2 separate regions of the Mus musculus genome follow, and region 2 is linked to region 1. A link is a contact called in ENCODE Hi-C or POLR2A ChIA-PET data. All regions are on one chromosome and are shown on one strand. Each heading gives the region's core, a stretch centred on a gene start or an enhancer-like site at or near the end of the contact. The rest is flanking DNA. Distances are from core to core; before and after follow the strand shown. Region 1 holds the start of Lcat (lecithin cholesterol acyltransferase). Region 2 holds the start of Dpep3 (dipeptidase 3).

Region 1 (2,832 bases), core at 235-2,734:
GGTCCGTGCCTATAATTCCATTGCTTAGGAGCCTGAAGCAAGAGGCCAGCCTGTCTTTAACAAAGAACTGCATCTGTTTGCCTGAATCAGAAAGGTCTTAGAGGCAGGATAGTCCTATTGGGCCAAGCAGGCCCCCATTTTCCCAGGGTACCAAGGATATCTCCTCTGGTTGTCCTCAGGCCCAGCTGGTAAAGGACAGGCACTCGGCTCTTAGGCTGGAGAGCCTCTACTCCGACGAGGAGGAAGAGTCTGTGGCAGGGGCCGACAAGATCCAGATGACGTGGACCAGAGACAAGTACATGGCTGAGCCCTGGGACCCCAGCCACGCCCCTGACAACTTCCGGGAGCTGGTGCACATTAAGCCGTGAGTACAAGCCATGGTGAGGTCTGGAATGGAGGGAGAGTGGGGACGGGCATGCTGTGCAGATGGGCCAGGGACAAAGATCGCTGGCCTGTGACCAGCCACTTGGTCTGCAGGGACCAGTCCAACGTGCGGCGCATGCACACTGCTGTGAAGCTCAACGAGGTCATTGTCACGCGCTCCCACGATGCCCGTCTGGTTTTGCTGAACATGCCTGGCCCCCCTAAGAACAGCGAGGGCGACGAGAACTGTATCCTTTTGTGTAAATGCTGACAGTGGGGAGAGGTCCTCTCCTTGAGTGGAAAGTGGCCTTGGTCCTGTGGCTGCCTCCTTGACCTGACAACCCTGCAGACATGGAATTCCTTGAAGTCCTAACCGAGGGCCTTGAACGGGTGTTGTTGGTGCGTGGCGGCGGCCGGGAAGTCATCACCATCTATTCCTGAGCCCCGATGGAGTCTTGTGGCCTGGAGTTGGGGTGTCTAGGACAACAGTGCCCGGCCTTGCACCTACTTGCCAGTTCTGCTTTGCCCAGCCTTGCTTTGGACCAGCTCTGCTACGTCTCCAGGGAAACCAAGCTTGGGCCTTGCAGTGGAAATGGATCCGAGGGCCCAGGGGACCCTGGTGGATTTAGGGACTGTCCCCTCCCATACTCCAATAGAGGCCTATCCTGACTAGAGAAGACTGGTGAGGGTTGATACGGGATTTGAATTCCCAGATGGGCCCACAAGTGCTATTTATTGTATATTTATTGTTTGGATGTCATCATTTCAGAAAGGGGAAGAGGGGCACAGTAAGAGGGGGAGCTGAGCTGGGCCTGCCTGCAGGAAGACCTGGCCCAGGCTGCTGTGGGCAGAGGCCCTCATCAAGCCAAGTGGAATGGAGCCGGCCAAGCTGAGCCTGACTTTTTTCAATAAAACATTGTGTACTTCTGGGCCTCCTGCTGCTCCGGCTCTTTTTTCCCTGGCGCCAAGGGAAGAAAGACGGAACTGAACCCCAGTCCAGAGCCAGATCCCAAAGGCTATGCCCCTTCCTGGCCACCCCCATTGGCCGTCTGTCCCTCCCACTGGCCCCGGGGGCCCCTCCCACCCCCGGTCCAGATAAGGCCAGCCCAGGACTGCCTCATCTGTCAGTAGGCACTGGGCTGTGATGGGGCTGCCTGGCTCCCCATGGCAGCGGGTGCTGTTGCTGTTGGGGCTACTGCTCCCTCCTGCCACCCCCTTCTGGCTCCTCAATGTGCTCTTCCCCCCGCACACCACGCCCAAGGCTGAACTCAGTAACCACACACGGCCTGTCATCCTCGGTAAGCCCCCACTAGGCCCCTGATACATCAAGCGAGACCCCGGGGAGCCTGGGTCCTAAGCCCGACAGCAGCAGATTCTGTCAAGGTTCTCTTGGCCCACCATGAGCCCTCACGAGCCTGAATTGGTGTGGGGAAGGACCAAAGGCTCGTTCTCCAGAGACATCACTCCTTTCTTCTTCATACTATTCTGTCTCCAAGTTGTCTTCTCCGGGGGTCTGGGGTTGGGGTGGTGGTCGGCGAATGGGAATAGATTTGCCTGAGGCCTTGGCCAGGGCACTACAAGCCATGACCAGCTCTAGATACATTGGATACTGGGTTAAGTCCCACACTTCCTTGGCCTCTGTCTTACCAAGAACAAGATACCCAGCCAGAGATACCCAGCTATCCCAGGCAGGATAGCAGGAGAGGTCTGTAAAGGCCTGCCCCCTGTTCAAGGCCCAGCCCCTGTCCCCCCTTACCTATTTGTTCTCCCCTTGGACTTTGGCAATAATGGAAAGCCAGGCTGGGTGTTTGCTTTGTGGGGGCAGGGGTCAGTGGCCTTGGTTCCTGGAACCTTCCGTGCCTGAAGGGAGCCTGGAATCAGCGGTACCGGTGGGACAGTAAGAATGGAGCCGGAGAGAGGTGTCATTAGAACCTTGAGGAGGGTGTACGAGATGGAGGGGTGGGCTTTTTTGGGTGGTAGGGTTGGGGGGTTGGAGAGAAGCCAAGAGGTTCAGAACAAAAGCTGGTGCCCACAGTGCCTGGCTGCTTGGGGAATCGGCTAGAAGCCAAGCTGGATAAACCAGATGTGGTGAACTGGATGTGCTACCGTAAGACAGAGGACTTCTTCACCATCTGGCTGGATTTCAACTTGTTTCTCCCCCTCGGGGTGGACTGCTGGATTGATAATACCAGGTATGTCCTGTGTGGTCTACCAAACCCCTGCACGTTGACCCTTGGCTGCTGGCTGCTAAATGTCCCACTATCCCCAGGATTGTCTACAACCACAGCTCTGGGCGCGTGTCCAATGCCCCTGGTGTCCAGATCCGTGTCCCTGGCTTTGGCAAGACCGAATCTGTTGAGTACGTGGATGACAACAAGCTAGCAGGTGTGTGTACCCGGGAAAGGCAAGGACTCTTCTTGGCCACCGGGCTAGCCTGCGGGCATAATGGACAGAATCCCCTCTGTTTCT
Region 2 (2,832 bases), core at 202-2,701, 36 kb before region 1:
ATGCCACAGCATGTAGGCACCTCCTCACCCTGTTCTTTCACATGCATAGTACTACTAATAAAATGAAATTTAAAAAAAGAAAATGAAAAAGTTAAGTAAAATATAGGGTGTAATTTAGTGGTAGAGTAAGAAAGACTCGTCTACAAAGTGAGTTCCTGGACAGCCAGGGCTACACAGTAAAATCTATCTTGAAAAGCAAAATAAATGAATTTTTAAAATATCTGGACATAGGACTCAGTTTGACTGGCACGGCAAATGCTTGTACCCACTGAGTCATCTTGATGCCCTTCATTTTGTGAGTACAGTAGAAATAAGAGGGTACTGGATTCCACTCTAAGTGGTTGTAAGCCACCATGTGGTTGCTGGGAATTGAAGTCAGGGTCTCTAGAAGAAAAGACGGTGTTCTTAACCCCTGAGCCATATCTTCAACCCCCCAAAATGTATTAAGAACCGGTCTTAGTGTATATTGAAAGAAGTGTTCAGGGACGGGGAGGGGTACTTAGGAAAAGGTAATTAATAAAAAAAGGTGTAGGTTTCTCAGCAGAGAATCCTGCTCTTGGTTGGTTGGTTGGAGACAAGCTTTTCCTCCATATAGTTCACACTGGCCTGGAACTCTGTGTAGCCCACGTTGGCCTTGAGTGCTTTGAAATCCTCCTGCCTCAACCTTCCAAGTACTGGAATTATGCATGTGAGTTACTATGCATGGCTTGGTGGGGTTTTGTTGTTTTTGTTGTTTTCTTTTGATGTAGGGTATTGCTATGTAGCCCAAGTTGGCTACAAACTCACAGCCCTGCCTTTGCCTTCTGACTGCTAGGATTATACACCTGGCTGGGTAGTCTTTCTTCTGTTAGTAGCAGTGCATCTCTAGATAACAGCAGTACTGCTGATAGCTTAAACTCAGCCCAGGCAATATAACAAGACCTCACCACAAAAACAAGACTAAGCCGGGCGGTGGTGGCACACGCCTTTAATCCCAGCACTTGGGTGGCAAAAGCAGGCGGATTTCTGAGTTCAAGGCCAGCCAGCCTGGTCTACAAAGTGAGTTCCAGGACAGCCAGGGCTATACAGAGGAACCCTGTCTCAGAAACCAAAAAACCGAAAAAAAAAAAAAAAAAAACAAGACGAAACCTAACAAAACCCACACAGATTTAATTCACTCCTCTACACAGAACTTAGCACATCACAGAATATTTGACCCCACTGAAGGCACCAGCACTTTCAGGCACTAACACACATAGGTCTGGCCAGGGGGTGAGATTAGTTAGATTTCTGGCCACTAGCAGGCCCCTTCAACTCAGCCACAAACAATGAGGTAGTTGACGAGCGCTGCAAGCAGAGACCCGCCAGGCCCAAGGGGGCGCCCTTCTACTTGGGGGAGCGGAAGGGAGGTGGTGCCCTCTAGCGACTGCGCTTGTAGGAGTGGAAAATTCCAGAGCGTCCGTTGCGCAGCAGGGTGACTGGAAGCCCTTCCAAGCGAGGCCACGTCCTAGGGACCCTGAATCGAAGGTCCGAACCCATTGTCGCCCTCTGCCCTATCCCTGCCCTTCTCAAGCGCTCTTGTGACCAAGACTGAGCACCATGCAGCCCGCGGGTCTTGAGGGTCCACGCGCGCTCGGCCTGCGGCCTCTGGGGCACCGGCTGTCCCTGCTGGGGGTGTTACTTCTAGTTCCGTCTCTGTGGGTAACCTGCACCCTGACTACTCCGAGCCCCTCCAGTGCTCCGACAACACCGGAAGCCTCCAATGCCACGACCGCTCCAGGCATTCCTAATGACACGGCCACGTCAGGTGTGACCAGTGACCCTCGCCTTCGAGAGCAAGCACTGGCTCTGATGCGAGACTTCCCACTTGTGGATGGGTGCGTATGTGCGGGTGTGAGGCATTGGGGGTTAAGTTATACTATCGAGAAACATCCCTCCCCTTATACCTTTCCTTTGCCATACACGGGGACCCCCTTCTCCCTTTGACCCCATTGCCTATGGAACTGCCCTGCTCTGGAGGCCATGTTCTCACGCTGACCACACCATCTCCAGCCACAACGACCTGCCTCTGCTCTTGAGAGAACTTTTCCAGAACCAGCTGCAGGATGTGAATCTGCGCAATTTCACCCGTGGCCAGACCAACCTGGATAGGCTCAGGGACGGCCTTGTGGGTGCCCAGGTAACGCAGTACCAGAATGATGGAAATGTTGGGGACACGGAAACCTGAGAAGGCCAGGCTCTCAATAACTAGGTATTTGGAGCATGCCGCACACCGTCATGCAAGAGCATATAAAGAGTTTGAAGGCCAACACAGAAGAGCTACTTAGATGCTCAGGGTTAGTGGAAATACATATAAAATAATCAGGAATGTTCTTGTGCGTGTGGGGGTTGCTGGATCCACAGAGGATATGGTAACATCACCTGTGACATCCACATAGGATCATGGACAAACAGCAGCTATGTGTCACTCAGCCCCAGCATGTCCACTGGCTGCCAGGCTTAAATATCATGAGGGTACTATGGAGAGCCATTGATTTAAATGGGCTGAGGCAGGAAGGGCAGGCCTAAGGCTTTGAAGACCATACTGGTCTCACTGTGAACCCCTGGACCTACTCCTAGTTCTGGTCAGCCTACATCCCGTGCCAAACCCAGGACCGGGATGCCGTACGCCTAGCCCTGGAGCAGATTGATCTCATTCGTCGCATGTGCTCTGCTTACCCTGAGCTGGAGCTGGTGACCTCAGCTGATGGTGAGCCAGAAAAGAGCTTGGGACTGACTCCAGTGGTTCTTTTCTTGGGATACGATCATTTGACTCACCCCTCCCCCAACCCCCACCGCCCCTTTTCTAGGTCT

The links. Hi-C counts contacts between places; a loop is a spot of excess contacts on that map. ChIA-PET counts read pairs that join two places held with the same protein, here RNA polymerase II (POLR2A).
Region 2: a map of v-Abl transformed pro-B cells shows a loop between it and region 1 (2.2-fold over the local background). The contact joins the promoter of Dpep3 here to the promoter of Lcat in region 1. A Hi-C loop is called at or near these places in 2 of 37 maps with a recorded cell type or tissue (both v-Abl transformed pro-B cells). POLR2A ChIA-PET finds 5 or more read pairs at or near these places in 2 of 5 experiments (Patski and embryonic stem cell).

Annotation. Positions count from the first base shown.
Region 1 is chr8:105,942,054-105,944,885 of GRCm38, reverse strand. It overlaps Lcat (lecithin cholesterol acyltransferase), which reads left to right and starts at 1,484. Exons shown (of 6, transcript NM_008490.2): 1 at 1,484-1,661; 2 at 2,399-2,555; 3 at 2,633-2,748. The coding sequence starts at 1,508. It overlaps Slc12a4 (solute carrier family 12, member 4), which reads left to right. Exons shown (of 24, transcript NM_009195.3): 22 at 180-364; 23 at 478-611; 24 at 713-1,296. The coding sequence ends at 804.
Region 2 is chr8:105,978,038-105,980,869 of GRCm38, reverse strand. It overlaps Dpep3 (dipeptidase 3), which reads left to right and starts at 1,451. Exons shown (of 10, transcript NM_027960.2): 1 at 1,451-1,856; 2 at 2,032-2,158; 3 at 2,599-2,728; 4 at 2,829-2,832. The coding sequence starts at 1,579.